Linked DNA regions of Homo sapiens: region 2 is linked to region 1. A link is a loop called in an ENCODE intact Hi-C map of the cell type or tissue named here. Cell type or tissue: CD4-positive, alpha-beta T cell. All regions are shown on one strand. Each heading gives the region's core, and the rest is flanking DNA. Links, peaks and the distances in the headings are about the cores only.

What was found. A loop is a pair of places that touch in the nucleus more often than their neighbours do. Peaks named below come from ENCODE experiments on the same cell type or tissue, not always from the same donor. Only the 100,000 strongest peaks of a DNase experiment are listed, where the experiment ranks them.
Region 2: it touches region 1 in a loop (2.3-fold over the local background); 6 of 110 quality-filtered maps call a loop at or near these places.

The regions. Positions count from the first base shown.
Region 1 is chr1:169,676,916-169,693,655 of GRCh38, reverse strand. SELL (selectin L) reads left to right here. Exons shown (of 9, transcript NM_000655.5): 9 at 1,854-2,989. The coding sequence ends at 1,872. LOC107985745 (a long non-coding RNA gene) reads right to left here. Exons shown (of 3, transcript XR_007066727.1): 2 at 10,031-10,187; 3 at 9,724-9,900. Among named protein-coding and RNA genes, the nearest start is that of SELL, 26 kb to the left of the region's middle. RefSeq lists an enhancer at 12,922-13,171. In CD4-positive, alpha-beta T cell, for the core only: no CTCF peak of the experiment used is centred there; no DNase peak of the experiment used is centred there; H3K4me3 peaks cover 509 bases; H3K27ac peaks cover 3,555 bases.
Region 2 is chr1:169,628,340-169,645,079 of GRCh38, reverse strand. It overlaps SELP (selectin P), which reads left to right and starts at 14,956. Exons shown (of 17, transcript NM_003005.4): 1 at 14,956-15,008. The coding sequence starts at 15,006. In CD4-positive, alpha-beta T cell, for the core only: no CTCF peak of the experiment used is centred there; no DNase peak of the experiment used is centred there.

The sequences.
Region 1 (16,740 bases), core at 2,462-10,461:
TAAGTTTTCTATAGGCCTTGAGCAAGTGACAGAGTTAGTTACAATAATCATAAACCTTTATCAAATATTAATTCCATGTTGTATACTGTTATGAATGGTTTACATGTCTTAAATCATGAAATATGCCTTTAAGTCTGTGGGAGAAGGGTCTATGAACATCTTCATTACTGATAAAGAAACAGGCACAGAGAAATAAAATAGCCTGAGGTCACAATAAATGGCAATGCTGAGATCCATACTCATTTGGATCCAGGAATCATGCTCTTAACGCGTATGCTTTTAGAACTCAAGACCCTTGACTACCAGCTTAGAGTGGCAAGTCCCAGGCACCCTCCTTTTCCAGTAACGTGGTTTTTTTTTTCACACTGAAACCATTGTGTGACGGCACTGAGGAAGGGTGGGGTAGAAGTATGGTGTGTTTTTAGAACAAGTCAAAGGTAAAATGAATACTATCACACTAAACACCATGAGCCTTTTTTTTTTTTTTTAAGTTCTTGGGTGAATTTTCATAGTAGTTTGTGTTCATTTCTATTAGCTTTTGAATGGTGAATGAATGACTCCTTGGGCATTTGTGGTTTCATTTCTTGCTGGGTTATTTTGACTCTTCTGCAAAATGACTCTGTTTATCACCTCATTTGGTTTCTACTGTCTAAATTCTGGCAGGATAGAAGCTACACCCAAGATACACAGGAAGATATGATGCCAACCTCAGAGGAGGGCATATGTGAAATTTTGTTTTCAGAAACATTTTTTTGTCTCTATTTTGGCAAGCACATTTGCAGCTGCTGAACTGTGGTTTACCCTGACAGTTCATCATGAGACCAGCTCCTCAGAATCTGGTTCTCCCTTTGAAAGGTGCTGTGAAGACATACCATATTTCATTCTCTCCTTGTCCTTTCCAAGAATAAGACAGTTGTGTCACACAAAAAAAGTGTCACTTATTTCTTTAAACTAAATGTGTTACCATCTCATTAAATTATATCCCAGGATATAATTTATCACGAGTTTATAACCACCACTATTTCATGAGTTTAAATTTTCTCCAATTTCACTTTCCATTTAAGCATGCCTTCTAATTCCTTGACTTTCCACTGCTCAAAATCAATCTACAGCTGGGCTCGGTGGCTCACGCCTGTAATCCCAGCACTTTCGGAGGCCGTGGCAGGTGGATCATGAGGTCAGGAGTTTGAGATTAGCTTGGCCAATGTGGTGAAACCCCATCTCTACTAAAAATACAAAAATTAGCTGGGTGTGCTGGCACGTGCCTGTATTCCCAGCTACTCAGGAAGTTGAGGCGGAAGAATCGCTTGAACCCAGGAGGCCGTGGTTGCATGAGCTGCCTCCGTGCCACTGCACTCCGGACTGGGCAACAGAGTGAGACTCCATCTCAAAAATAAATAAATAAATAAATTAAATTAAATTAAATTAAAATAAACATAAATTTAAAAAATCAATCTACACTGTCCTTCAGACTCATTAGATCTGGAGACAAAGACCGTATGCACCACAAAAATTTCTCCAAGTGGGGTCTGTGCGCCAGTGGCATAAGCATCACTAAAGAGCTTGTTAGGGGTGCAGAATCTCAGGCTCCACTCAGACCTACTGAATCAGAGTCTGCATTTTAACACCATCTCTGAGTGGTAAGCACATGAAAATCTGAGAAGTGCTGCTACTAGGGTTTGCTTACATTTGTTCATCTTCAGAGGTTCCTAAAGCCTGGCCTCTTGTCTGAGATTTCCAGCTGAAAGCATTTCCTTGCTCCTCTTCTCATCTCTAATGAATATTTACCTTTACTACTAACACTCCAAGTTTTGCAATTTTTAAACTCTTATTATCTTTTGTTTTTCTTTCAGTATGAATGACCCATATTAAATCGCCCTTGGTGAAAGAAAATTCTTGGAATACTAAAAATCATGAGATCCTTTAAATCCTTCCATGAAACGTTTTGTGTGGTGGCACCTCCTACGTCAAACATGAAGTGTGTTTCCTTCAGTGCATCTGGGAAGATTTCTACCTGACCAACAGTTCCTTCAGCTTCCATTTCGCCCCTCATTTATCCCTCAACCCCCAGCCCACAGGTGTTTATACAGCTCAGCTTTTTGTCTTTTCTGAGGAGAAACAAATAAGACCATAAAGGGAAAGGATTCATGTGGAATATAAAGATGGCTGACTTTGCTCTTTCTTGACTCTTGTTTTCAGTTTCAATTCAGTGCTGTACTTGATGACAGACACTTCTAAATGAAGTGCAAATTTGATACATATGTGAATATGGACTCAGTTTTCTTGCAGATCAAATTTCACGTCGTCTTCTGTATACTGTGGAGGTACACTCTTATAGAAAGTTCAAAAAGTCTACGCTCTCCTTTCTTTCTAACTCCAGTGAAGTAATGGGGTCCTGCTCAAGTTGAAAGAGTCCTATTTGCACTGTAGCCTCGCCGTCTGTGAATTGGACCATCCTATTTAACTGGCTTCAGCCTCCCCACCTTCTTCAGCCACCTCTCTTTTTCAGTTGGCTGACTTCCACACCTAGCATCTCATGAGTGCCAAGCAAAAGGAGAGAAGAGAGAAATAGCCTGCGCTGTTTTTTAGTTTGGGGGTTTTGCTGTTTCCTTTTATGAGACCCATTCCTATTTCTTATAGTCAATGTTTCTTTTATCACGATATTATTAGTAAGAAAACATCACTGAAATGCTAGCTGCAAGTGACATCTCTTTGATGTCATATGGAAGAGTTAAAACAGGTGGAGAAATTCCTTGATTCACAATGAAATGCTCTCCTTTCCCCTGCCCCCAGACCTTTTATCCACTTACCTAGATTCTACATATTCTTTAAATTTCATCTCAGGCCTCCCTCAACCCCACCACTTCTTTTATAACTAGTCCTTTACTAATCCAACCCATGATGAGCTCCTCTTCCTGGCTTCTTACTGAAAGGTTACCCTGTAACATGCAATTTTGCATTTGAATAAAGCCTGCTTTTTAAGTGTTAACTAGTTTGCCTAGTTTGTTATTTTGAAATTATCATATGTTTTGTTTTCTCCCCAGTGAGATTACATGCTCCTTCAGGGCAGAGTTTGTGTCAGATCCCTGGAGTATCTAGTGCATTACTTGACACTCAATAAATGAATGTTCAAATAAATCAGAAAGAGCATACAGTGCACTGCTGATATAAGTTTCAGCAAACCCTCTTTCTCTATGGCATCTGATGACCTGGGCAGATATCACCTAATGTCAACAGCTGAATTCTTATGAGAGAATAGAGCCCTTTCAGAAGCTAGCTGGAAATACCTCCTTGTCCCATGGCCAATATAGATTTCATACAAATTTGCACACATTATGAGAATAATTTTTTGGTAATGATTACACTTTTCTTTCTCAAAGACATCTCAGATTCTGTATTATAGCAAAAGCTGTTGCAAAAGATTCTCCCTATAGTACACTGTAAATCTTGGATGTGCAAATCACATTCATGTGGTTTAGGGTACATCCCCTGGAGGTGTACAGTGCACACGTGCACAGACACACATGGCAACCCTGACAAAAATGTTTATTCCACTAACACATCAGGGCCAAGGAACCCAAATGGACACTACTCCTTGTAATTATGATGTATATAGATTTAAAAATAAAGTTCTATATTCAAGCTCTAGGATTCCTATATGATCTTAGGAATTACATAATAGTAATCCCATAAATCAAGATTCATAATATAAAATTCTCCAGAAACCTTGGTCTTAACCTCCCTGAGACTTACTTCCTATGCCCATAAAACAAGAATGAAATTTGCCTTGCTTACCCCACAGGGTTATTGTGATGGTACCTTAAGTATGAAACTGCTTTGTGAACTGAATCTGAAACACAGACTTTTTTTTTTTTTTTCCTCACTCAAATCTTACCTTTCATGCTTTCATGGTGTAAGATTCTGGTTCTTATCCTAAGGCTGGAACAGATGGAGCTCTGAGTCCTTATCCTGAGATTAGAAGCCAGGAAGTCTTTCACTTGTGTTCCAATAGGAACTCAGCCCTCAGATTTTCACTGCACAGGGTCAGCTCTGCCCCCTGCACTTCTGCTTGCGGGAGGAGGAAGGGCCTGGGACAGGGAGTCAGAGGCATCAGTGGGAACCCTGCCTCTGTCTCCGTGATGTGACCCTGGCCAGTTGTTACTCTCTCTGAACTTCAGATTTATTTATGAAATGGGGATCCCATTATCTTTGTCACATGATTGTGCTCCACATTTTATGAAATAACTCCTCCTATGCTTTACTCAGAGTACCAAGTTCATGAAATTGTCAGAGTCCCAGGAACACAGAATTATTCATTCCTTCTGATTTGTTCACCCAAGATCAATGTGCCTGGGCTGTATTATTGTAGTTTCCTACAGAAATAGTTCACCAAATTAAAATCTAATTTTTAAAAAATTAGCTGGGCATAGTAGCACATACCTGTAGTCCTAGCTAGTCGGGAAGCTGAGGCAGAAGGATTGCTTGAGCTCTAATGATTTAATGAGAATAGAAAGAAGCAAGAAAGAGGCTTCTTGTCCAAATTGCACTGTGGAAAATGAATAAATGTATTCTTTAGACATCTATATTTTTCCCCTTAAACTTCCTCCCATCTGCCAGTTGACTTCTCTGTACAGTTCTTTCTCCAAAGTTCTTTGCATTGCCCTCTTTCAACTTCAGCAATTTGATTTTTCCCTTCTGTTCAAATGTCCTATTATGGACATTTTATGGAAAGAAAATCTGCCATCACCATAACAGCCTACCCACCATTTATGACAAAGGACAGGGAAATTATTAGGAGAAATAATGAGATCTTTACTTCCCTTTGGCCTTTGTGGCCTTGTCTGATCCAGTGGGCCCCAACATTTTATGAGATATATACAGCCTTCCCTGCGAGACTCTGAAAGGGTTTTAGTTAAAAGTAATATAATAATTATCACGCGTGTCGGTGTGAAGAGACCACCAAACAGGCTTTGTGTGAGCAATGAAGCTTTTGAATCACCTGGGTGCAGGTGGGCTGAGTCCAAAAATAGAGTCAGCAAAGGGAGATGGGGTGGGGCTGTTTTATAGGATTTGGGTGGGTAGTGGAAAATTACAGTCAAAGGGGGTTTTTCACTTGTGGGTAGGGGTGGGGGTCACAAGGTGCTCAGTGGGGGAGCTTCTGAGCCAGGGGAAGGAATTTCACAAGGTTAATCCCTCAGTCAAGGTGGCGCAGGAACAAATCACAATGGTGGAATATCATCAGTTAAGGCAGGAACCAGCCATTTTCACTTCTTTTGTGATTCTTCACTTGCTTCAGGCCATGTGGATGTATACGTGCAGGCTTGGGCTCAGAGGCCTGACATTTCTATCTTCTTATATTAATAAGAAAAATAAAACGAAATAGTGGTAAAGTGTTGGGGCAGTGAAAATTTTTGGGGGTGGTGTGGAGAGATAACGGGCGATGTTTCTCAGGGCTGCTTCGAGCAGGATTAGGGGTGGCGTGAGAACCTAGAGTGGGAGAGATTAAGCTGAAGGAAGATTTTGTGGTAAGGGGTGATATTATGGGGTTGTTAGATGAAACTGTAGCAGGACAAGACACAGACAAAACCCCTCAGACACTGAGTTAAAGAAGGAAGGGCTTTATTCAGCTGGGAGCATTGGCAAGACTCATGTCTCAAAAACCGAGCTCTCCGAGTGAACAATTCCTTTTCCTCTTAAGGGCTTACAACTCTAAGGGGGTCTGCGTGAGAGGGTCATGACTGATTGAGCAAGCAGGGGGAGCAAGCAGGGGGTACATGACTAGGGGCTGCGTGTACTGGTAATTAGAGGAACAGAACAAGACAGGGATTTTCACAGTGCTTTTCCATACAATGTCTGTAATCTATAGATAACATAACTGATTAGGTCAGGGGTTGATCTTAACCACCAGGCCCAGGGTGTGGCATCAGGCTGTCTGCCTGTGGATTTCATTTCTGCCTTTTCATTTTTACTTCTTTCTTTGGAGGCAGAAATTGGGCATAAGACAATATGAGGGGTGGTCTCCTCCCTTAAAACATTTGTCGTATAGAATGATTGGTGATGGCCTGGATACGGTTTTGTATGAATTGAGAAACTAAATGGAAGACACAAGGTCTGCATAAGAGAAGGAGAAAAACAGGTATTAAAGGATTAAGAATCGGGAGAACCCAGGACATCTAATTAGAGTGCCCAAGGGGGTTCAGCATAATTACTTGCTTGGTTGGCAAGGTTTTTGGCTCTATCCTTGAGTTTTTTTTATGTTGTCATATACCAGGCCAGATTGATTTAGGTAAAAACAACACTCTTCATTTAAAAATATGCAGAGTCCCCTTTTTTAGCAGTGAGTAAATTGAGGACTCGGTGATTTTGGAGGAAAGAGAAATTGTAAAGCCAGCAATTGTTTGTTAAAGAAGGATTAGAAATGGCTAGGAGAGAGTGAGTGAGATTGATAGTGTGGTGGAGATAGCTGGGGAGAGGTAGAGAGTGGCATAAGAATGGGAACAAGAATAAGAGTGAATATAAAAGTAAAGAATAGGGCTTTATTAGGGTGAAAGTATTGGAGTGTACCTTGTCACTGAAGATCTTCTATCCACTTTAAGAGAGACTTAAGGGTGGCGGTTTGAGGTAAAACCAGGAGATATCAGTTATGATGGTTTGGAGGAAAAGTATAAATCAGCACTGTAAAAAAGGGCAGGGCATTTACAAGTAGTTGAGAATGGTGAATAGGAGTATGACTAGACAGAAGATTGTAGGGATGACAAGTTTTTGGGGCACAGTTCAAGTTGGGCTGGTGTCTGGAATGAGACTGGGGCCTAATAAAAAGGAGCGTCCATACAGAATCTTAAATGGGCTGTACCTTGTAGCATTTCGAGGACAGGCCCGAATTCTGAGAATGGCAAGTGGTAAAAGTACTGTCCAGTCCTTTTTAAGTTGGAGGCTGAGCTTGGTGAGGTGTGTTTTTAAAAGACCATTAATCAGTTCTACCTTTCCTAAGGATTGAGGACGGTAAGGGGTATGAAGGTTTCACTGAATACCAAGAGCCTGAGAAACTGCTTGCGTGCTTTGACTAGTAAAGGCTTGTCCATTATCAGACTGTATAGAGGTGGGAAGGCCAAACCAAGGAATTATGTCTGACAGAAGGGAAGAAATGACCACGGTGGCCTTCTTAGGCCCTGTGGGAAAGGCATCTACCTATCCAGTGAAAGTGTCTACCCAGACCAAGAGGTACTTTAGTGTCCTGATTTGGGGCATGTGAGTAAAGTCAATTTGCCAGTCCTGGGGTTGGGGAGATTAGCTGGACATGATCAGCAGGGAGAGCACGTGTGTTTTCATGAAGAACTATGCCTGGATAGGTAATGGATGAAGAAGAAATTTGGGTTGACTGAGGTAATGGGGGCTGTCCATGAAGCCTTGCGGCAGTACAGCCCAGGTAAGTTGCTGAGGCTGATGGGTGTCAGGGTCAGTCCAAGTGAAAGTGAAGAGAGGCTGGGATGAAGGGTGCAAATGAATAGTAAAGAAAGCATGTTTTGAGATCCAGAACAGAATAAGGGTTATGGAGGGGTTTTGGAGGGAGGTATTGAGGATAGGAGAGTATATGGGTTTGGCACCATGGCGTGGATAGGCAAGACAATTTGGTTGATAAGGCACAGATCCTGAACTAACCTGTAAGGCATGTCCAGTTTTTGGACAGGTAAAATGGGGGAATTGTAAGGAGAGTTTACAGGCTTTAAAAGGACATGTTGTAACAGGCAAGTGATAACAGGCTTTAATCCCTTTAAAGCCTGTTGTGGGATGGGATACTGGCGTTGACCCAGGTAAGGGTGATTAGGTTTTAATGGGATAGTAATGAGGGTGTGATTTGTTGCCAGGGAGGGAGTAGAGGTGTCCCATACCTGTGGGTTAAGGTAGGGGGATATGAGAGGAAGTGGCAAAGGAGTTGCCACTTTTGGGTTGGGAAGAAGGGCAGCAATGAGATGTGGCTGTAGTCCAGGAATAGTCAGGGAAGCAAATAATTTGGTTAAAATGTCTCAGCCTAATAAGGGAACTGGGCAGGTGGGGATAACTAAAAAGAAGTGTATAAAAGAATGTTGTTTAAATCGGCACCAGAGTTGGGGAGTTTTAAGGGGTTTAGAAGCCTGGCCATCAATACCCACAACATTTATGAAGACAAGGGAAACAGGACCTTGAAGAGAAGGTAATGTGGAGTGGGTAGCCTCTGCATTGATTAAGAAGGGGACGGACTTACCCTCCACTGTAAGAGTTACCAAAAGCATCTGTGATGGTCCAGGAGGCTTCTGAGGCGATCAGGCAGCATCAGTCTTCAGCCACTAAGCCAAGAAGATCTGGGAAGGAGTCAGTCAGAGAGCCTTGGGCCAGAGTTCCAGGGGCTCTGGGAGTGGGTGCTGGGCAAGTTGGACAGTCCGATTTCCAGTGGGGTCCCACACAGATGGAACATGGCTTAGGAGGAATCCCAGGCTGAGGGCATTCCTTGGCCCAGTGGCCAGATTTCTGGCACTTGAAGCAAGATCCTGATGGAGGAGGTCCTGTAGGAATGCTTGACCACTGTGGCTTAGGCATTTTGAAGTTCTTGTGTACTGGAGATGTGGCTGGGGTTTCTCTCACAGTGGAGGCAAGGAATTGCAACTCAGAAATATGTTGCTACTTGGCTGCCTCTACTCTATTATTGTACGCTTTGAAGGCAAGGTTAATTAAGTCCTGTTGTGGGGTTTGAGGGCCGGAGTCTAACTTTTGGAGCTTTTTCTAATGTTGGGAGTGGATTGGGTAATAAAATGCATATTGAGAATAAGATGACCTTCTGGCCCCTCTGGGTCCAAGGCTGTAAAATGTCTAGGAGTTGCTGCCAAATGAGCCATGGAGTGGGCTAGGTATTCATATTTGATGAAAAAAAGCCTAAATACTAACTGAGATGGGAGAGGTTGGATAAAGAAAAAGGAGCATTAACCTTGACTATGCCTTTAGCTCCAGCCACCTCTTTAAGAGGAAATTGTTGGGCAGGTGGGGGAGGGCTAGTCACAGAATGAAACTGTAAGCTGGACCAGGTGTGAGGAGGGGAGGTGATAGAAGGATTATAGGGTGGAGGAGCGGACGCTGAGGAAGAATTGGAGCCTGATTCAGCCTGGCGGGGAGCGACCTGAGGAGGAGCAGTCTGGGGAAGAGGGGAGAGGTCAGATGGGTCAGTAGAAAAGGAAGATTGGAAAGACTCAGCGACACTTGGGGTTGGGACTGAGGGGACAGGCAGGAGGGAAAGAAGGAGGATTTGGGATGAGTTGCATTGGGAACAGAGACTAGGGAGGGACCGACGTGTAAAAGAATGCCCAGATGTCAGGCACCTCAGACCATTTGTCCATTTTACGACAAGAATTATTTAGATCTTGTGGGATGGAGAAATTGAAAGTGCCGTTTTCAGGCTATTTGGAACCATTGTTGAGTTTGTATTGGGGTCAAGCGGTATTGCAGAAGAAAGTAAGGCATTTAGGTTTTAGGTCAGACGTGAGTTGAAGAGGTTTTAAGTTCTTGAGAACACAGGCTAAGGGAGAAAAGGGAGGAATGGAGGGTGGAAGGTGGCCCATAGTGAAGGAGGCAAGCCCAGAGAAGAGAGGGTGGAGACATGGAGAGAAGGGGTTGGGGGGTACTTGCCCCCCAGGAGAGGTGGTGCTTGCCCCCCAGGAGAGGTGGTGCTTGCCACCCAGGCAAAGTGGTACTTGCCACTAAGGTGAAGGATCCAGGCAGGCGTCCCTGCAGTGATCAGACAGCTCTGAAATGTGGGTGAATAATCAGGCAGGCATCCCTGCAGTGATTAAACATCAAGGGAAGACTGTCTTTCCAAGTCCATGACCAGTGCTGGAGTTTTGGGTTCACAGATAGAACACGTTTCCTCTGTCTCTACCAGAAAAAGAAAGGAACTGAAATTAAGGGAAGGGAGAGATTGAAGCGTGGTGCCAAGATTGAAAGGAGAAAGATGTTGAGGGATAGTGAGAGAGGCTGGAGAAGAGAGTAAAAAGAGGCCACTTACCCAATTTAAAATTGGTGAGATGTTCCTTGGGCTGGTTGGTCTGAGGACCAGAGGTCATAGGTGGATCTTTCTCATGGAGCAAAGAGCAGGATGACAGGGGACTGATCTCCCAAGGGAGGTTCCCCGATCTGAGTTACGGCACCAAATGTCACATGGTCTGTGTGAAGAGACCACCAAACAGGCTTTGTGTGAGCAATAAAGCTTTTGAATCACCTAGGTGCAGGCAGGTTGAGTCTGAAAAGAGAGTCAGCGAAGGGAGATAGGGGTGAGGCTGTTTTATAGGATTTGGGTGGGTAGTGGAAAATTACAGTCAAAGGGGGTTTTTCACTTGTGGGCAGGGGTGGGGGTCACAAGGTACTCAGTCGGGGAGCTTCTGAGCCAGGGGAAGGAATTTCACAAGGTTAATCCCTCAGTCAAGGTGGGGCAGGAACAAATCACAATGGTGGAATGTCATCAGTTAAGGCAGGAACCGGCCATTTTCAGTTCTTTTGTGATTCTTCACTTGCTTCAGGCCATCTGGGTGTATACCTGCAGGCTTGGGCTCAGAGGTCTGACAATAATATTTACTTGACATCTTGGTTTGAAGCTTGATCTGGTAGTGGTGTTTTCAATACCAATTGTTTTAACACTGGTAGTAACCATAATGATGATAACAGTAAGTAATGTGATTTCTTTTAAAAGTTTTTAAATCTTGGTTGAGTGCTGTGGCTCATGCCTGTAACTCCAACAATTAGGGAGGTAAAAGGCAGGAGGATTGCTTGAAACCAGAAGTTTGAGACGAGCCTGGGCAATACAACAAGACCCCATCCCTAATTATTTTTTTAAAAGTAGCTGGGCAGAGTAGCATATGCCTGTAGTCCTAGCTACTCAGGGAGCTGAAGCAGAAGGATTGCATGAACTCAGGACTTTGAGGCTGCAGTGAGCTATTATTGCATCCCTGCACTGCAGTCTGGGTGACAGAATAAGTACCTATCTCTAATAATAATAATAATAATAATAATAAAGTTTGTTAGGTTAAACTTATCTTGGCATCCAGTTATCTTAGTAGGCATCCAAATCCCTTTTTAGGAGAAAGCTATCTTTTTTTGATAAGCCTCTAATATAGCAGGTGTGACCCTACAGACGTAGTGTTGGCAGGAACTCAAACAATAGTAATATGTAATTAAGGCACTCTGTGTTAAGAAAACTTAGAGGAGTTAATTTTCTCTGCTCCCGTGAGCACATGAGAAGAAAAAAAAAAAGAGAGAAGGTAATGAAAGTAGAGAGAGAAGAACTAGAAATGTGAGAAGCTGAAGAGCTCTGTGGCGGGAGGGGTAGGGGTGGCAGAAGCAGCCTGGCCTCTGGGGACTAGTATGGATTTAAACAGCATGACTCCTCCTCTGCATCACACTAACCTCTGTAACATCCCACTAGGAATACAAACCCAGACCTGTATTTAGGTTGCTTTGAAGGAGGAGTTTAAGGTGAAGGGGCTGCTTCTTTAGTTTGGGAAAGTGGATATGAAGAAATAGCCATAAAAGGCAAAATTGGGACAAAATATTTTGGTAGAAACAAAATATTTAGAAGAAAATCGGTGCTATGGTGAGCATGAAAATTAAGCTCTCTGAGAATTTTGAGAACTCTTAGAGAGGGTTTGCGGCCAGTATTTTTAATTCATTTTATCTGGATTTTAGAGAGATGGTACCTGACATCTGGTTTACATTCCTCATAGCATTTAATCCCCGGCCATAGATGGTATTGTCCTCATTTTAAATTTTAAGAAACTGAAGCTCAGAGATATTAGTTTGTCTAAGTTCATATAGCTAGACAGTGTCTATAGAGTTACTGAATGTCTGTTTAATAGATAACGAAAGGTAGTTTAAAAGAGCTGTGTGTCTAATGCCATAGAGAAAAGGGAATAAAAAATTACTTAGAATAGATTTGGTTTCAAACACTCTTGCTGAAGTGGGTAGTCCAAAAGTAGGCAGCCAGTTCTCAATTCACAACAAAATCACTCTTGAAAGCAATTTTGAGAGAATAAGCTATGTCTCTTGATTTCAGCATCCTCGGAACTGACCCCTATGTCAGGAAGAAAATAGATCAAAATAGTTGTTCAATGACAAAGGACACAGGCATGTTTAGCAAAAAGAGAGGCTTAAGGCATGGGACAGTTGTCTTCAATTAACCAATTAAACATTTGCTGAAAATGTACGACTGCAAGACATACTACCAGGGGCTATGGACACATAAGGGCAGAGTTCCTATCCCTGGGGATCCAGCATCTGGAAGGGGAGGGAAGGTAAACACCCTGAACTGCAAGCTAAGGCTGTGTGTGCTATGGCTATGCTAAGTGTGCAAGCTCAGAGATGCTGCGGCTCAGAGGAGGAAGAGATCACTTGGCAAAGGGCAACAGAATTCAGAGGCAAAATTAGATCCTAGATCAGGTTTAATTAGAAACCAGGAGGAGAGTCTAGTATCTAAGACAAAGGTATTGAAGTTAGAGATGTTGGACAGGTTATACTGCCTTGGCAGAGACCTGGGGATGAAAAAGAGATAGAGTGGCTTTCAACTCTAAAGCTTATAAAGTTTGTACTCTAGTTTCTGGGAAAACTTGAGCAAGAGTGGAACAGGATCACAATGGTATTCTGGGAAGATTAAGGTGTCAGAGGGTTTAGGAGTGGAGATAAACGGAAGCAGGGGAGACCAGTCAGTGAATGTAATTATTCAGGCGTGATGATGAGGGTGGGGCCAGGAAGGTTCAAGTGTAAACCATTGTGAAGGCTTTGGTCTCTGACTAGTTGGGGTCAGGGAGGGGGGGGGTTGGCTGGGAGGAGGTGTAACAAAGTATTCAGAAAGGAAAATATAAAACAACAGTTCTGGCTAAATATGACTTATGCAAATGTTCCATTTTTCAAAGATCTTGTAGGAAAGTCCCTCCTTTGTTATATTTCCTCTGCATGAACTTAGCTGTTTAATTCTTAATATAAGAGAGAGTCAAGGATGTGGCCAAATTGCCTGTGGATTCACAAAGACCAATAGCGGAGACTGGGAATAGGAAAAGCCCCACATCTAAGGCTTTTAAAAATGTAGATTTGAATCAGTTCTGACCCCTTAAAAGAAAGCAATCTGAGTTTAGTTTCAGAAATGCAGTTTTGACCAAGACCCTAACGCAGACTGGCCGACCCTGTCTCAATGTACCAGGAAGTCTCCAAAAATGCCTCTCCACTGGGCTCGCCTTTGACTGTATAATCAGTTTCATGTGGATTTGGAGTAAACAGGCAGAATGTATAGTTGATGATGCACAGACTTGCACAATTGTGCTAATTACTTCTGGAGCATTAAATGAATATTCTAGAGAAATTACTATCCCTTTAGAAAGTATATACCCATAGCAATGGTTTCCAAACTTTTCTATTATGAGGAACACTCATTAAAGTTAAAAAATATTACAGAAGAAAAGTTATATTTTACTACCCGATAATTGAGAAAAATACAGATGTGCATATAGATTAAAACCAAAAAGGATTTCTTGTTCTGAGAAAAGTTAAAGCCTAGAGATTTAAAACCACTGTTCCTATATCCAGCGATATCTTTAAATATCTTTTATCTTCAGTAGAATGTATATTCACTTGCAATTCACATGCAAAAATAGCTACAAGTAACTCAGGGCCATCTTCTCTTGGACTGTAATGGGAGGAGGCTGACTAGATAACATCTAAGATTCCTTCTAGCTCTGATTCTTAAAGACTCTATGACTTAGGTGTCCTTCCCATCCCTTTGAAGTTTGAGAGCAAATTGAGCAACATTGTGGCTTCACTAAGCTCTGTAACTTGGACAAGTTACTTAAACGTTTTATGCCAGTTTTCTCATCGGTAAAATGGTGACAATGAGGGTACATCCCTCATATGGCAGTTATATGGCAGTTGTATAATACATGTAAAGAATTTAGAACAGTGACTGGCAAATAATAAGCACTAAATAAATGACAGCTACTGGTATAATAATGGTAATAGTTATTATTATTATTAATTTCAGAAGACCTGTGCTTGTATCTGGGTTCTAGTATCTAGTAGTAGTGTGCTATTCTAGTACCCTTCTTAGACTTGGGCAAGAGTGGCCCCTACTCAGGACCCATGCTTTAGAAGTCCTCACTCTGACCCTCCTCCAGCACCCTTTCTACTGTGGGAGAAGTTCACAGAATTAAGAAAACCTGTCTTCTGAGGCCTCCCTTATAGACCACACTACTGAAACCGTCCCAAGCTTGCTTCCAGAACTTGTATGGACTTTTCCAGGTTTTCCTGAGGATGGGCTGTGTCTCTGTGTATGCACAAGGGTGTCCCATTTTGTTTAGGGTTTGGACTTGGAGGCTGGGGTGTTCATACATGTATGTGAAAGGTGATTTAGTAAAGAGAAGGTGGGTGGACTGAAGGCTGGGGACCAACTCACTATGTGCCTCCACATTTCAGTGTGGACTCTGAAGCATCAAAGATTTCTAAATTCGAACCCCAGCTCATTAGGAAGGTATGTCTGTCAATATAGAAATTGGAGCACATTTTATTTAGCAGTTTTAAAGCTTGAATTAAAATGCTTAAATATCTAGTTATAGGATATGTGGGCCTTCATTTGTATCTTTGCTTCATTCTTTACAAATAGTAGAGCTAGCTTTTTTTTTAACCCTCAGGCTCCTCATGTGTAAAGTGGAATTAATTATGGCTGCCTCATACAATTGTGGTGAGGATTAAACATGACAACATATAATAGCACCTAGAACAATATATTCAGTAAATTTCTCTTTTTCTCTGGATTACACTTGATTTCATAGACATATGTGTACTTTACTCAACTATTAGCCAATTCTACTACAGATGTAACATGAACAAAAGTAGACCATATAATAGACTATGAAGCAAATGTCAATAAATTTCAATGATGTAGAATCATACAGGTTAACTGTTCTACTTGTTATAAGTTAATAATAAAAAGGTAAATTACTTAAAATCCCAATATGCTTAATAATTTAAAAATATTTAAATAACTCATAAGTTCAAAAGTCACATAGCTCTCACCACAAAAAATGATAAGTATGTGAGATAATGCATACATTAATAAGCTAAATTTAGCCATTCCACAATGTACATATATTTCAAAGCCATATGCTGTGCACAATAAATATACACAATTTTTATTTGTCAATTTAAAAAGTTAGTTTTTAAAAACCAAAAAGAAACTTTAAAGTATTCTAATTGAATAGAAATTAGACAATAGAAATATCAACAATTTGGGGTGCAGCAAAAGAATAACAAGGAAAATTTGTAGTTTTAATGCTTATCCTAAAAAAGCAAAGCAAGCTAAAAATTAAACACCCAACTTAAGAAGTTAGAGAAAAATTGAAAGAATAAACCATAAGGAAGTGGAAAAAAGAAAATAATAAACTTCAGAAGTTAATAGAAACAAGGAATAAGAGAAGATCAAAGAAGATAAAAAAATAGATGAACATCTATGACACTCATCGAGGAAAAAAGAAAAGTGGTATAAATAGACAAAATCTGGAGTACATAAAGAATATCTCTAGAGTAGGTAATTTTTTTAATTAAGAAAACATTAAGAATAACTTAATTAAAATATATTGGGTAATACTCAAAATAGCCAAAACAAATTCCCCAAAAAATTACTTGCCAAGGATTGTTTGCCAAATATTTCATAAGTCTAAAATATCCTTAATTTAAAAACCAGATAAAAATCGGCAAGAAGGAAAAATAGTCCAATCCCATTCACAAATATATGTGAACAAATCTTAAACATAATACTGTATAGCAACCAAATATAGAAGCAAATAAAAAATATAGCCTCATGCTCAGTTTAGGTTTATTTCTGCAATATGAGTGGAATTTACATTAGAAAATTTCTAACCATTAAATCACCATATTAACAGATTAGAGAAGAGAAACCATATAACCACCTCAATATTGCAAAAAGGAATTCACGATTTTTAAAATGGAAAGAAAAAACTTTCAGCAAGCCAGAAGAGGGGATTTCCCTTACTAAAAAGGAGTACCTTCCAAACATTGCAAGAAACATCATATTTAATGGGGAATCGTTTGCAGCTGTGTCTCTATAATCAGGAGTAATTCAATGATGCTGACTGACAATGTTGGCCATGAAAATGCATCACTGGCATCTCCTGTGGGGGAGCAGAGTTGACTGAGTTGACTGAGTTGACTGACAGCCCAGCCCCAGTTGCTACCCCTCTGGATCTAACATGACTTTTTTTTTTTTTTTTTTTTGAGACTGAGTCTCCCTCTGTCGCCCAGGTTGGATTGCAGTGATGCGATCTCGGCTCACTGCAAGCTCCACCTCCCGGGTTCACGCCATTCTCCTGCCTCAGCCTCCCAAGTAGCTGGGACTACAGGCGCCCACCACCACGCCTGGCTTTTTTTTTTTTTTGTATTTTTAGTACAGACGGGGTTTCACCGTGTTAGCCAGGATGGTCTCCATCTCCTGACCTCTTGATCCGCCTGCCTTGGCCTCCCAAAGTGCTGGGATTACAGGCGTGAGCCACCCTGCCAGCCTAAAATTCTACAGCTCTCTGTGTGATTATAGTAATGATCACAACCTGTCACACACATCTTCCTATTGTGTATGACCCTTCTACCAGATGATTAACTCCTGAAAAATCAGTCATGGCCAGATACCTAACTCCTGAAAACTGCTCACAGCTTGTGCACAATACA
Region 2 (16,740 bases), core at 4,026-12,025, 50 kb after region 1:
TGAGCCCAGGACTTCAAGACCAGCCTGGGCAACATAATGAGACCTCGTCATTATAAAAAAAATACAAAAATTAGCCAGGTGTGGGGGCACATGCCTATAGTCCCAGCTACTCGAGAGGCTGAGGTGGGAGGATCACTAGAGCCTTGGAGGTCAAGGCTGCAGTAAGCTATTATTGCAGTACTGTACCCCAGCCTGGGTAACAGAGTGAGACCCTGCCAAAAAATAAAAAAGGAAGGGAGGAAGAAAGGAAGGAAGGAAGGAAGGAAGGAAGGAAGGAAGGAAGAAAGGAGGAGAGGGAGGGAAGAAGAAATAGTACAATTGGCTGTCTAGGAAAATCCACAGCTTTACGGGAGGCAGTGGGAGGCTGACCTCACCTAGACTTGTGGGACTGAAGAAGAAAGCACGAGATGCACTTTGTGTCCTTTATTCTCTGTGCTTGGTTATTTCACTCTTTCTCTGAACTCTGGTGGCTCTCACCTGTGTGGGCATGCATTGTCTCATAGAGTTATATCTCCTTTCTTCGTGTTTGGCCTGTATCTCCAACTAGATTAAAATCTCCCAGAGGCAGTTTTTAATGCAGACTCAGCAAACTGAGTCTCCTATTTTTGTGAGGTCCCAAGCCCTAGAACAATGGCCTATGGAAAAGACACAATAAATGATTGTTGATGTTGCTGTTAACATTGATGGATGCTGGTTTGAGAGGTCTTATTTCGTTAATTGCTTAATCCTTAAACAAAAGTTTCTCTACAAGGATTGGCTTTTGTTCCACACACTTGCTAACACTTGTTGGCTCTTGTCTTTTTGATAATAGCTGTCTGTGATATCTTATAGTGATTTTGCTTTGCATTCCCCTGATGATTAGTGATGTTGAATACCTTTTCATATACCTGTTGGCCTGTTGGCTTTTTTTTTTTTTTTTTTTTTTTTTGAGACAGATCTTGCTCTGTCATCTAGGCTGGAGTGCAGTGGCATGATCTTGGCTCACTGCAAACTCTGCCTCCCAGTTAAAGTGATTTTCATGTCTCGGCTTCCCCAGTAGCTGGAACTATAGGAGTGCACCACCACACCTGGCTAATTTTTGTATTTTCAGTAAAGACAAGGTTTTGCCATATTGGCCAGGTTATTCTCCAACTCCTGGCCTCAAGTGATCCGCCCACCTCGGCCTCCCAAAGTGTTGGGATTATAGGTATGAGCCATTGCCCTTGGCCCCATTTTTATGTCTTCTTTGGAGAAATCTCTATTCAGTCCTTTGCCCATTTTTAAATTAGGTTATTTCCTTCTCTGCTATTGAGTTGTATTTTGAATATTAACTCCGTATCAGATATATGGTTTTCAAATATTTTCTCCCAATCTGTAAGCTATTTTTCCATTTTGTTGATTGCTTCCTTTGCTGTCCAGAAACTTTTTAGTTGGATATTATTCCATTTATTCATTTTTGCTTTTGCAGCCTCAACTTTTGGGGTCATATCCAAAAAATCATTGCCAAGACCAACTTTAATGAGCTTTCCTCCTGTGTTTTCTTCTAGGAGCTATGGTTTTGGGTCTTATGTTTAGGTCTTTTATCCATTATGAGTTGATTTTTAAGCAAAAAATTAAACTGGAGAAACACTTTCATAAACCATGGGATGTGCCTCTAAATGCTTAATTAGCATTTTTAATTTTTAATAAATGTTTCAATGAAAATTTTTAATGCATGTTTTTATAAATTTGATATCTATTTGTAATTTCAGAGATGTATCTCTAAAGAACGAATGATTGCAGAGACCTGGTATAATCATCATTGGAGGTAACATTCCCCTGAATGCATTAAAGAAAATGAATATTATTAGCTATTTAGTCTTTTATTACCTTTGATCATGGGAAACAGTAGGACAAGTCAACCAGGAAGGTTTCAGGAAACTCTTAACCGCATAATTTTTAATTCAATGATTGGGTGGGGACTCAGAAATTAGCCAGTTCTACGTCCCATTCAACCTAGGCTTTTTTTCTTACGAATTGAAGCATGTTCATGTTTGCCCCACATTTCCAGATCAAAAATACTTTCCCCACCTGTAGTCCCAGCTACTCAGGAGGCTGAGGCACAAGAATTGCTTGAACCCAGGAGGCGAAGGTTGCAGTGAGCCGAGATTGAGCCATTGCACACCAGCCTGGGTGACAGAGTGAGACTTTGTCTCAAAAACAAACAAACAAAAAAACAAAAAAATGATTGCCCAGAAAACTGACCAAAGCTTCCCTGTGTAAACAAGGTGATTTTGACTCAAGCAGACTTAATAACAGAAGATCTTGCCCTGAGATGTGATTTCTGTGTCCTGACACAGATACAAGAAGTAGCTTGATATAGTCTTACTTTTAATTCATCTTTAATTACCAGAGATTTCTAGCATAGAGCTCACCAGAAAACTAAGGGAAGGGGTTCTGAAGGACCTCTTCTCTTAACAAAAATGAGCACTTTTAAATGAGTTTAATGAAAAATCCCATATTTTAATATAGTATTATTTGGGGTGCACTTAAATTTGAATCCCATTTATTTCACTTAACAACTGTGCCATCTTGAGGAAAACAGTTAACGCTCTAATCTTCAATTTCCTTTTAAATAAAATGGACATCAAAATACTGTCTAAGTAGACAGACCAGTTGTGCAGATGGAACCTACCTCATGATGTCGTGGTGAGTATTAAATGAGATATAGCTTTTTAAATGTGTAGCCAGGGTCTGGCCCAAGAATAATGTCAGCTCATAAATATAACAATATCTCTGCTTCCTTTCCTCAGTGACTTTTAAATAATCTATCATGGTGTTCATTTATAAATAGATCACCCATGTGACTATGTTTCTAGTATTCTAGAATGGGTGATAACCCTTCTGTGGTTATCACAGCCTTTTGGTGATCGGAGCGTGCAGACACAGTATGCTTTGGGAAGGATAGAACTTTTTTTAAGGAGAAAAACCACTTCCTAATTTGTCTGTTGATTTTAGAGCATTTTCCTTGTGTGCAAGTTTAACCATTGAGTTTGCACCAAAGAATCCAACTTATTTCACTCAGCTCAAGGGTTTCTCCTCCACACCCTTTCTGACCATCTCTCCACCCCCACTATCAGACTGTCAGATGGCCTCTTGTGGGTCTCTTGTGGGAGTCCCTTTTGTGGGACTGTGTTTATTGACTCCTTGACATTGTCTATAATTATCTGTTTATATGCTCACTTCTCCACAGGTGTTCGAGCTCCTTCAGGACAGGGACTCTGTCTTATTCATCTTTGTGTGATCAGAGCGTAGCTTAGATAATAGCACAGAGCAGGCCCTCACAAAAATATATAAAATGAAAAAATGAACCATGAAGTGGGGCTAAGTGGGTATAAATATGGAAATGTATAGTGTTTCCTGAGGATCCTATTTCTATTTAAGGATATATAGGAAGACAGTTTTTTCAAAGTTCATGTTTACTGTTTGGGACTTTTGTTAAGTTGACTTATTTCCTTGCCTTTCCTTCCCTTTCAAAAACTGGAGAGCAAAGATAAAGAAAAGAAATGTTTGAGCATAATACCACAGGCCAATTCAAATGGCATTTCAGCAAGCAGAGTCACGAGTTCATGAAACTTGTATAAGATACCTTTCTAAAGCTGTATGGGGAAAATTGGCATCTTTTTCCATGACAAGGGGAGAGAACATTAGGAAAGGGACAGACACTTCAGGCAAATGGACCAGAAGTGTTCCATCTCCCTGGGAAGTTTTGTTAAGGACATTAAGCTGTGGGGAGGTTGAATTTATCTTCATTCCTCATCATTATGTTGTATCTCTATCTATATGTATATCTATATCTCCATGTGTATAGTTATACTTATATCTACTTATATATTTGGGAGTTTTTTAGTTGTAACTAGAACAGAAATATATTTTAAAACATCAAAAAGGTTTATGATATATCACTGAATATTAAAAAGCATATTTTAAAACAATGTACAATGTGATTCAGATTCATTGGTGACAGTATTATGAGCAATTTTTCCCCTTCTTTGTGCTTTTCTGAACTTTCAATGTATTTTTTCACAATGAACATATATTAACAGTAAAGAAAAAAAGCTGTAAATTCTTTTTTTTAAATTGTAACTTGTCTTCCTATAACCTATTATTTACAAAGTTCCCTAGTCTTCTGAGTGGAGGAAACAGCTTTGCAGGTGAAATTTTCCTGAAGAAATAACTGTCTCTGATTTGATCTAATGACAGATGGCACATGTGAAAACTCAATTTTAACATAGACCTGGCATAGCCAAGGCCCTCCCTACATCTCTAGCCTCTGTTCCTGCCCCAAGGCCACCATGGCTGTCTCTAGGCTCCCAGGCTGCTTGCTCCAAACCTTGACTGGCCTAGAAAGTTCTCCCAACCTAGACCTCAGCTCCAAAGTCATTCTCTTTATATATATATATTTTATTATACTTTAAGTTCTAGGGTACATGTGCACAACGTGCAGGTTTGTTACATATGTATACATGTGCCATGTTGGTGTGCTGCACCCATTAACTCGTCATTTACATTAGGTATATGTCCTCATGCTATCCCTCCCCCCTCCCCCACCCCACAACAGGCCCTGGAGTGTGATGTTCCCCTTCCTGTGTCCAAGTGTTCTCATTGTTCAATTCCCATCTATGAGTGAGAACATGCGGTGTTTGGTTTTTTGTCCTTGCGATAGTTTGCTGAGAATGATAGTTTCCAGCTTCATCCATGTCCCTGCAAAAGACATGAACTCATCATTTTTTACGGCTGCATAGTATTCCATGGTGTATATGTGCCACATTTTCTTAATCCAGTCTATCATTGTTGGACATTTGGGTTGGTTCCAAGTCTTTGCTATTGTGAGTAGTGCTGCAATAAACATACGTGTGCATGTGTCTTTATAGCAGCATGATTTATAATCCTTTGGGTATATACCTAGTAATGGGATGGCTGGGTCAAATGGTATTTCTAGTTCTAGATCCCTGAGGAATCGCCACACTGTCTTCCACCATGGTTGAACTAGTTTACAGTCCCACCAACAGTGTAAAAGTGTTCCTATTTCTCCACATCCTCTCCAGCACCTGTTGTTTCCTGACTTTTTAATGATTGCCATTCTAACTGGTGTGAGATGGTATCTCGTTGTGGTTTTGATTTGCATTTCTCTGATGGCCAGTGATAACGAGCATTTTTTTTCATGTGTCTGTTGGCTGCATAAATGTCTTCTTTTGAGAAGTGTCTGTTCTCTTAAAGGAGTTTTCCAATTCCTATCATGCCCTTTCATTGTACCACATTCTTTTCTTCCTGAATTTATTTGTGTGATTTTTATTTAATATCTGCTCCCCCACCCCCAACAAAACCATGGGCTTCATGAGATATACTCATGACTGAATCCCTATGCTAGCACACTCTCAGGAGTCTCAAAGGGACTTAGCTATTTCTTGTGTATTTGAATGCACCAGTGTAATGAGATAAATAGAATTCAGAGAGGAACATGGGAGGGAGCACTTTCATTGTGTCCCCTTGGGGTCTAATGAATCAACCAATGAATCAACAAGTATTTGCTGAGTGTCTCTCTGCCCTCTGCTAGATACTTCAGGTGATGGAAGATTAATATAGGAAAGGATCCCTGCCCTCTGGGAATGTATGGTATAATCTGAAGACATAAAAAAAATACAAACCAGATATATAACACTACTAATTAAATTATATTGGAATTATATCCCATTTTTAGTGACAACCCAAATTTTCTACACAGATTATATCCATATGAGAAAATGGTATTGAGCCTGAGTAGCTTTTAAACAAATTCAGTTTTTTCTTCTCATTCCTATTCCTAGAGATTCTTCTTTTTCATTTTCTTTTTTCTTTATTTTTGGTGGGTATGTGTATATGTATGTATGTATGAATTTAACTGTAATTGATAAATAAAAATTATATATATTTATGGTGTACAACACAATGTTTTGATATATCTATACTTTTGTGAAATGGCTAAATTAAGCTAATTAACATATCAGTGACCTCACATTATTATTTTTTGTGTGATGAGAACATTTACAAGCTACTCTTTTTGCAATTTTCAAGTACAGATGCCCCTCAAGTTACAATGATGTTACATCCTGATAAACCCATCATCATAAGCTGAAAATGTTGAAAGTTGAAAGTGCATTTTCAACTTACGATATTTCCAATTTACAATGGGTTTATCCAAGCATAACCCCATCATAAATCTATACTGAATAAATATGGCTCTTGCACCATGATATAGTCAAAAATCCTAAGTTGAAACATTTTATGTCAGGAATCATCTGTATATAATACATTGTTATAAACTGTAGTGACCATGTGGTACAATAGATCTCTTGAACTTACTCTTCCTAACTGAGACTCTGTATCCTTTGACCAACATCTTCCGAATTCCCACACCTCACCTCCAGTCCTTAGTAACTACCTTTCTACTTTCTGCTTCTATGAGTTCAGTGTTTTTAGATTCCAAATATAAGTGAGATCACATATTGGTCTTTCTATGCCTGGTTTATTTTATTTAACATAAAGTCCTACAGGTTCATCCATGTTGTTGCAAATGACAGGATTTCCTTCTTCTTTTTTGGGTTTTTTTTTTTTTTTGAGACGGAGTTTCACTCTTGTTGCACAGGCTAGAGTGCAATGGCGCGATCTTGGCTCACCGCAACCTGCACCTCCCGAGTTCAAGTGATTCTCCCGCCTCAGCCTTCCTGAGTAGCTGGGATTACAGGCATGTGCCACCACGCCTGGAAAATTTTGTATTTTTAGTAGAGACGGGGTTTCTCCATGTTGGTCAGGCTGGTCTCAAACTCCTGACCTCAGATGATCCGCCCGCCTCGGCCTCCCAAAGTGCTGGCATTACAGGCGTGAGCCACAGTGCTGAGCCAAGGATTCCCTTCTTTTTAAAGACTCAGTAGTATTTCATTGTGTGTATATACCACTTTTTTTTGAAAGCCGTTTGTCCATTGACAGACACCTAGGTTCATTTCATATTTTGGCTATTGTGAATAATGCTGCAAAAAACATGGGAGTTTAGCATTTCTTTGACATACTGATTTCATTTTTTTTTTTTGGCTACATACCCAGTGGTGGGATTGTGTCATATGGAGGAAACTCCATACCATTTTCCATAATGGCTCTACCAATTCGCATTCCCAGCAACAGTGTGCAGTGGTCCCTTTTCTTTGCATCCTTACCAACACTTGTTATCTTTCATCTTTTTATTTTTTTTTTTGAGACAGAGTCTCGCTCTGTCACCCAGTCTGGAGTACAGTGGTGCAATTTTGACTCACTGCAAGCTGCAAGCTCTGCCTCCCAGGTTCACGCCATTCTCCTGCCTCAGCCTCCTGAGTAGCTGGGACTACAGGCACCCTCCGCCACGCGTGGCTAATTTTTTTGTATTTTTAATAGAGACGTGGTTTCACTGCGTTAGCCAGGATGGTCTCAATCTCCTGACCTCGTGATCCGCCAGCCTCGGCCTCCCAAAGTGCTGGGATTACAGGCATAAGCCGCTGCACCCAGCCTTTCATCTTTTTTATAGTAGTCATTCTAACAGGTATGAGGTAATATCTCATTGTGGTTGTAATTTGCATTTCCCTGATGATTAGTCAAATATTTTAAATATACCTGTTGGCCATTTATATGTCTTATTTGGAGAAATGTCTATTCAGGTTCTTTGCCCATTTTTAAATTGAGTTATATGTGTGTGTGTGTGTGTGTACGCGAGTGTGTGTGTGCATTTTGCAATTGAGTTTCTTACATATTTTGCATATTAATCTTCTATCAGATACATGGTTTGTAAATATTTTCTTCAGCTCCATAGGTTGTCTCTTCACTCTGTCAATTGTTTCCTTTGCTTTGGAAAAAGCTTTTTAGTTTGAAGTTATCCCATTTGTTTATTTTTGCTTTTGTTGCCTGTGCTTTTGTGGTCATATACAAAGTCGTTGCCAAGATTAATGTCATGGAGCTTTTTTTTTTTTTTTTTTTTTGAGACGGAGTCTTGCTCTGTCGCCCAGGCTGGAGTGCAGTGGCGTGATCTCGGCTCACTGCAAGCTGTCATGGAGCTTTTTATGTGTGTTTTCTTCTAATCGTTTTATAGTTTCAGGACTTATATTTAAGTCTTTAATCCATTTTCCTTTGATTTATGTATGTGAGACAAGAATCCAATTTCAAGCTTCTTTATATAGATATCCAGTTTTCCCAATATCATTTATTAAAGAGACCCTCCTTTCACCATTGAATGTTCTTGGCATCTTTATCAAAAATCAATTGACTGTAAATGCATGAATCTATTCCTTATCTTTCTACTATGTTTCATTGGTCTAAGTATCTATTTTTATGCCAGTATGCTGTTTGAATTACTATAGCTTTGTAGTATATTTTGAAATCAGGCAGTGTGCTGCTTCTAGCTTTGTTCTTTTTGCTTAAGATTGCTTTGGCTATTCAGGATTTTTTTGTGGTTCTATATGAATTTCAAGATTGTTATTTTTTATTTCTCTGAAAAATGCCATTGAAATTTTGATAGGAATTACATTGAATCTGCAGACTGCTTTGGGTAGTATAGACATTTTAACAATATTAATTTTTCAAATTCATAAATATGGGATATCTTTCAATTCCTTTGTCTTCTTCAATTTGTTTCATGGTTTTCAGTATATAGATCTTTTATCTTTTTGGTTAAATTTATTCCTAAGTGTGTTTTTTTGTAGCTGGTATAATGAGATTATTTTCTTAATTTCTTTTTCAGATAGTTTGTTGTTAGTGTATGAGAAACACTGCTGATTTTTGCATGTTGATTTTGTATCCTGTAACTATACTAAATTCATTTATTAGTTCTAAAAGTTTTTTTTTATGAAGTCTTTAGGGTTTTCTACATATAAGATCATGTTTTAGGGTTTTCTATATATAAGATCATGTTGTCTGAAATCATAGACAAGTTCTTGTGATTTGGATGTCTTTTATTTCTTTCTCTTGCCCAATTACTCTGGCTTGGATTTCCAGTACTGTGCTGCATAGAAGTGGCAAAAGTGAATATCCTTGCCTTGCTCCTGATCTTACAGGAAAAGCTTTCAACCTTTCACTATTGACTATAATGTTAGCTGTGGGCTTATGTATATGGCCTTTATTTTGTTGAAGTTACTTTCTTTCCACACCTGAGGGTATTATTCCTTCCTATTGCCTGAGGGCACTATTCCTTCTTTACCAATTGTTATCATAAAATTATGGTAAAATTTGTCAAATGCTTTTTCTGCATATATTGAGATGATTATATGGCTTTTGTCCTTCATTCTGCTAATGTGTGTATCACATTTATAGATTTTCTTATGTTGAACCATCCTTGCATCCCAGGGGTAAATTACACATGATCATGGTGAATAATCCTTTTAATGTGATGTTGTTGCTTTGTAGTTACTGTGAGACTTAGATAAAACATATAATAGTTATAACAGGCTATTTTAAGCTGATAAAATTTAACTTCAAGGATAAAAAAACTCCACACTTTTACTCTCCCTCCACATTTTATAGGTTTTTAATATTTTTCAGACTTTATGCTTTTGATGTTATAATTTACATCTTTTATATTGTGTATCTGTTAACTTATTGTGGTTATAATTATTTTTAATAGTTTTGTCTTTTAACCTTCATTCTAAAGATATAAGTGATTTATACAGCACAATTATAATATTGGAAAATTCTGAATTTGACTGTATTTTTATTTTTACCTGTGACTTTTATACTTTCGTAGATTTTCATGTAATTAATTAACATCCCTTTCTTTCAGCTTGAAGAATTCCCTTTAACATTTCTTGTAAGGCAGGTCTCGTGTTGATGAACTACCTCAGCTTTTATTTGTTTGGGAAAGTCTTTATCTCTTCTTTATTTCTGAAGGATGGGACTCTTGGTTGGCAGTTTTTTCTCTTTCAACACTTTGAATATATCATCTCACTCTCTCTGGGCCTAGAAGCATTCTGCTGAGAAATCTTGTGATAGCCTTATTGCAATTCTTGTCTGTGATATGCTTCTTTTCTCTTGCTGATTTTAGGATCCTGTCTTTGTCTTTGATTTTTGATAGTTTGATTATTATGTCTTGGTGTAGTCTTTTTTGGATTGAACCTGACTGGAGATTTTTAAGCTTCCTGTACCTGAATATTAATATTTTATTTCAGATTTGGGAAATTTTCAGCTAGCAATCTTTAAATATGCTTTCTGACCCCCTTTTCCTCTATTTTCTCCTTCTTAAACTACTGTAATGTGAACATTAGCTCTCTTTTTTAATTTTTAATTTAATTTTTGTTTTTATTTTTTGAGATGCAGTCTCACTCTGTCACCCAGGCTGGAGTGCAGTGGCATGATCTCAGCTCACTGCAACCTTTGCCTTCTAGGTTGAAGAGATTCTGCTGCCTCAGTCTCCCCAGTAGCTGGGATTACAGGCATGTGCCACAATCCCTGGCTAATTTTTTTGTATTTTTAGTAGAGACTGGGTTTCACCATGTTGGTCAGGCTGGTCTTGACTCCTGACCTCAGGTGATCCACTCACCTTGGCCTCCCAAAGCGCTGGGATTATGGCATGAGCCACTGAGTCTGGCTGAATGTTAGCTCTCTTGATGCTGTCCCATAAATCTTGTAGGCTTTCATCATTTCTTTTCATTCTTTTTTCTCCTCTCACTGTATATTTTCAAAAACCTGTCTTCAGTTCACAGATTCTTTCTTCTGCTTGATCAAGTCTGCTACTGGTGATTTCTACTGCATTTCTCACTTCATTCATTATATTTTTCAGCTCCAATTTCTTTTATGATTTCAATCTTTCTGTTACATTTCTTATGTTGTGCATTTATTGTTTCTCTGATTTCACCAAATTGTTTCTCTGTGTTTGCTTCAAAGTAACTGAGCTTCTTTAAAAACAATTATCTTGAATCCATTGTCAGGCCATTTGTAGTACTCCATTTCTTTTGGGTCAGCTACTGGGAAATTATTGTGTTTCTTAGGTGGTGATATTTTAATTTGGGTTTTCATGTTTCTTGCTGCCTTACACTGCTGTCTGAGCATCTGGTGGATCTGCCCCAATTTCAGGCTGTATGGGCTGACTTTGGTGGAGAAATACCTTCTTATGTGGAATAATGCGAGGATGCTGGCTGGGTGGGATGCAAAAGTTCTGACTTCAGTAGGGGCAAAGCTGTGTGGTCTCCATGCAGATCTGTCAGCTGAGGTTGGTGTTAGTGAATACTACAGGGATCCTTAGAGGCCAACACTGTGGGTATCTACAGTGGCAATGAGGCTGTTGAGGTTTTCAATTGTGACAAGTCCTCCATATCTCTTTTTTTCCCCACCTGGGAAGTCATGACTGAGGACATCCCTCTTGGAATTAGGTCTAACTTGCAGGCCTGCTCCTGGTGGTGGTGACACTGGTGTCTGATGAACAGTGCCCATGGAGTGGCCAAGAGCCAAGGCCTGAAGCATGGGCATGCATGGAGGGACCACAGCACCAGATTCAATTGTAGCAATGGTACCAGTGCCCAAGGCACAGGCATACTTACTATCACATTGATAATGGTGTGTAAAATGCAGGTACTTATAAAGCAGCTAAGGAGCCAGGGACTTTACTGCATGCATACGCAGAGCTACAGTGGCTCCAGGATCCAGGGTGTGGGCTAGCTCTCCTTGGTGGCTGAGCTGGTGACTAGAGCATGGACAGGCACAGAGAAACCTTGACTCTAGGACCCAGGGTGTTCACTAGCTCACTATAGTGGTGGCTCTGGTGTTGGAGGTGTGGGTGTGTGTAGTACAGCCTCAGAGACAGGGTCTGGAGCGCAGGTGTGCACATTACTACAGCAGCTCTGGAGTTGAGAATATGGGTTACCTTTCTACAGTGGCTGAACTAGTGTCTGGAGCAAAGACTTTCACAGAGAGAACTTGGCTTGGGGTCCCAGGGTGAGATCTAGTTCACAACAGCAGTGACTCCAGTGTCTGAGACATGAGGAGGTGCACTGCAGCCACAGAGCCACAGTCCAGAGTGTGAATATCTGTAGAGCAGCCACAACTTTTGGGGATCAGGAACACACATAGACTTGTGAGAGGTGGTAACCCTGGCCCCAGTCCTGGGGCAGTGCAACAATAGCTGCTTCTTGGTGAGGGGGTGTGAGGGGTAGTGCAACTGTGTTTCCCTTTTTAGCATCCTGCTATGGGAATGGCTGTTGGATAAAAGATGCCAGTGTCCTCTGTGGAGCAGGACACTGGGGGCCTCAGTGGCTCTGTGTCACATGACTGACACAGATAGCCTACAAATTTCTTTATTCGTAGCTATCTCCTGGTGTCTCATATATGCCAGTCTCACCGGTGATTCTTCTACATGGATATTCTTTCTTTTCTCCATTGTGTTGTTCCAAATTCTTTAACAGGCTCTTGAGCCCCATCCCCCAACTCCCCACCCTTGTGAGGGCTATTTTGGTTTGTGTATAACTGTCTATGTTTGTTTTTTTGTTGGGGCATAAGGCTGACATCTCCTACTCCACCATCTTGCTAATGTCACCTGCATAGGAATCTTTTTATGCTTTCCTTATATTCACTAAAATTTAACAATATCAAACTTAAAAACATATGATCAATTGAACTTATTAATATCAAACTTATTATAAATAAGAAACTACCAGGCTGGGCATGGTGGCTCATGCCTGTAATCCCAACATTTTGGGAGGCTGAGGTGAAAGGATCACTTGAGCCCAGGAATTCAAGACCAGCCTGGGAAATATAGAGAGACCCTATCTCTAGAGATTTTTTTTTTTAATTAGCCAGTAGTGATGGCACACATCTATAGTCCCAGCTACTCAGGAGGCTGAGGTGGGAGAATTGCTTGAGCCCAGGAGGTCAAGGCTGGAGCAAGCAGTAATCATGCCACTGCACTCCAGCCTGGGCCGCAGAGTGAGACCCTGTCTCAAAAAAAGAACCTACTAGTCTACATACCACACTTCCTCATCCCCATCTGAGACTATATATATTTTTTCTAACATGAGGCAATGCCAAAAAGAGGGGCTGGTGAGTGAAAGTAAGAACAGAAAGACATGGAGGCAAGTCTTATAGAATAATAGCCAACACTTAAACTTACACTTAACAGCGTGATAGGTATTGTTCCAAACACATTAAATTCATTTAATGGTCCTTACATGTCTATGTATTTGGTGATTATTATCCTTATTATTCACATTGCTGAGTGTATTATTCTGTTCTCATGATGCTGATAGAGACATACCCGAGACTGGATAACTTATTAAAAAAAAAAAGGTTTAATGGACTCACAGTTCCACGTGGATGGGGAGTCCTCACAATCATGGTAGAAAGCAAAAGACACGTCTTACATGGCAGCAGGGAAGAGAGAGAAATGAGAACCAAACAAAAGGGGTTTCCCCTTATAAAACCATCAGCTCTCATGCGACTTATTCACTACCATGAGAACAGTATGGGGGAAACCACCCCCATGATTCAATGATCTACCAGGTGCCTCCCACAACCTGTGGGAATTATGGGAGCTACAATTCCAGATGAGATTTGGGTGGGGACACAGCCAAACCACATCACTGAGGAAACTGAGTTATAGGGAGATTAGTAACGCCCAACACAGCTGGTAGGTGGTGGAGCCAGGCAGTCTGACTCTAGGGTCTGGACTCTGAACTGCATCATGCTGCCAAGAAGTTCCTCATTTTTTCCTCTCTCTAAGTTTCCCTTATTCCCCTACAGTCATTCCTTCAACAGCATTTCCTTCACCATCTTTTCTACTTCTACTATATAATTAATTTTTTCTTCTTGGTCCCAAATTCCAACGTGCAAATGCAGCCTTATATACCCTAATTCATCTTTACCTTTAGACTTTCTTCCAATGTTTCTACTTCATTCCATTTTAAATTTATCCATGAGATGCCTATTTACAAGCTGTAACCATCATGAAGTGAATGAAGAATAATACCTACTACTGTACAATAGAATTCCAAGAGTATAAATAGGAGTTATGGCTTTCTGACTTGAAACTAAATACTTGATACTTGATTTTGCTGTCTGAGATCAATCTGAAAAGTAATAATAATCACTAACATTTGTTGAGCATCAATTGTGGGCCAAGTGTCATTTCAATCACTCTGTACATATTAACTCATTTCATCCTACAACAACCCGGTGAGGCAAGTTCTGTTATTCTGTTTTACAGTTGAGGAAACAGAGGCATAGAGAGCTTAAGTAGTTTGCCCAGTAGATAGCCAGAAGAGGAGCCAGGATGGGTCTCGGGCAGTTTAACAGCACAGCTGAAGTCTTAACCACTATGCCAACAGCTTTTTGGTCCTACACATCCCATGGGAAGAGGAAAATAAAAAGGTATCTATTTGTATACCTTTTTATTTCTGATATAAGAAGCAGAATTCCTTTCACATGACCTATGTCTATTTAATACGTCATTTTGAAACTTACCAATAAAATTTCCCAAGCGCCAGAAAACTGTTAGTGGCTTTTTCCATTTCTCTCTATTTTTTTTTGTGCTACTAATTTTGCTTCTTTCCCTCAGAAGGCTGCCGGAATAGTAAACATTCACTGACATGTCATAATTACTGGAAAATGGGCACTGGAAAATCACATTGTAATTAATTCAAAGCATGTTTTCCAAATGTACTACTTTAAATTGGAGCTTATATCATAATCCAAGGAAACCTTTGTGTGTGTACTGTTCCCACATTGCTCAGCCTGGGATATCCAGGAGTAATTCACCTTGCGCCTGCCTCCAGACCATCTTCCATGGAAGGGGGTGACCCCTTGCCTCTTGGCAACCACTATTTCTAAGCTGCCAACATTACTCTTGCATTATCAACATTCTAACTTCATGGGAAGGGCTGTGGTGAGTTTCTGGAATGTGAATAGGAAGTTGTTTTTCTAAACAGCCTGACACTGAGGGGAGGCAGTGAGACTGTAAGCAGTCTGGGTTGGGCAGAAGGCAGAAAACCAGCAGAGTCACAGAGGAGATGGTGAGTTTATTTTTTTCTGCATGGGAAGTGGTTGAAGTGAGTTGGAGTGGTATGGAGTAAAGTCAGGCAGGTAAAGGTTCAGAAAGTGAGGAACAGCGATAGCCATGGAGTTTTATGTTGAATTGCCTATTAGATTTTGTGAGTACTTTTAAACTTGCTGTCCACTTTGACCCTCCCAACACCCTTGTGAGTTGAGGTTGCTATTTCTATTTTACAAATAAAGCCATCGTGGTTTACAGAGGCTGTGTTTTATCTAAGCTTCACTGTTAGGCTACATGATGTTGGGATCTGGGGCCTGTCCTCTGGCTCCGCAGCTGCTGTTCCTCCTACTAGAATTTATAGGGGCTCTCTGAGAATAGATCATGGTAAACCTGTCACCCCATTTTCCAAGACTGTACTTCTCTCTGGGATAAATGATGGAATAAATGGAAGACTGGGTAGGTGCCCTGGGACAAGCTTACAATTGAATAGTTTCTCATCCCCATCCCTCCCATTTCTTTCTGTGAGCCTATGAATCTTCTGGGACTGATCTGGAATATCCACATAGTTTCCTTTTCTGCCCTAAGACTCAATCTTGTTAATGACTCAGTTTCTTCTTCTATAAAATGGATATAGTAATAATACTCTATAGTTTCATCATGAGGATTAAATAAGATTTTGCTGAAAAGCATCCAGATCTGAGCCTGACACATAGTAAGTGATTAGTAAATGTTAGCCATTATTGTTACAATAAAAAGAAAATTCTTAGGAATAGTGGGGTTTAGGATTCAGGGAAGATCCAAGGATAGCTAGGCATTTTGAACTCAGCAATGTTATATGCTCATGGATAAGATGCACGTGGTTAGGCTACTTCTAATTCAGGGAAGATCCAAGGATAGCTAGGCATTTTGAACTCAGCAATGTTATATGCACCTAGATAAAATGCACATGGTTAAGCTACTTCCAATTTTCCTCAGACTTTCCAAGAGTATCCCACATAGTCCCAGGGTCCGAAATCCTGCAGTCTGTGGCTATGGAGGAACCAGGCAGGTCTCTGTTTTTGAGCACCTTTCTGTGGGACTCCAGAAAAAAGTACCGCATACACCTGATTCATCCTACTGCTTTGCTTTACTATAGCACACTTTTCAAGTACTTATAATGTGGGTTTCTGTGTTGGGGAAAACAGGAATAAGAGTATGATAAAGAGAAGAGGAAGGAGTTTGAGCCTGTCTTAAGTTTGAACCACAATGACCTAAGGATATGAATTACTTTTGTCCTGTCTTTTTGCATGTCATACTTCTGAATTGGTTAACTTAAATGAGCAGTTATTCCTCTCTTCCTTCTACTCTCCTTGGCATCCTCCTCTATTTCAAAGGTATGAACTTATTGGATCAGAGAGTTCTTTGAGATTTTGATGAAAGTTACAACTTGTCTTTCCCAGATGAAAGCAAAAACATCGACATAAACACCAACCTTTAGAGACAACCACAGGAGGTTCCCAGACCTCCATGTGGATCCCAGGGTAAGAACCCTTCTCGATTGCCTCCTGGGCTTTATGTTCAGAAGCCCCTCTCTTGGTACCCTGAAATTAGGCTTGAGCTCTACAGCGAAGTGCTAAGGCCCCAGCCCTGGAATGGTTTTTAATATTTCAAAGACAAGACCTCTTCCTTTTCCTCTGAGCACATTTGGCCCCAAAGATTCAGAAACCTCAAACTGCCTGTGTAAATTTTGCTTCAAGTTCAGAGAGTGGCTT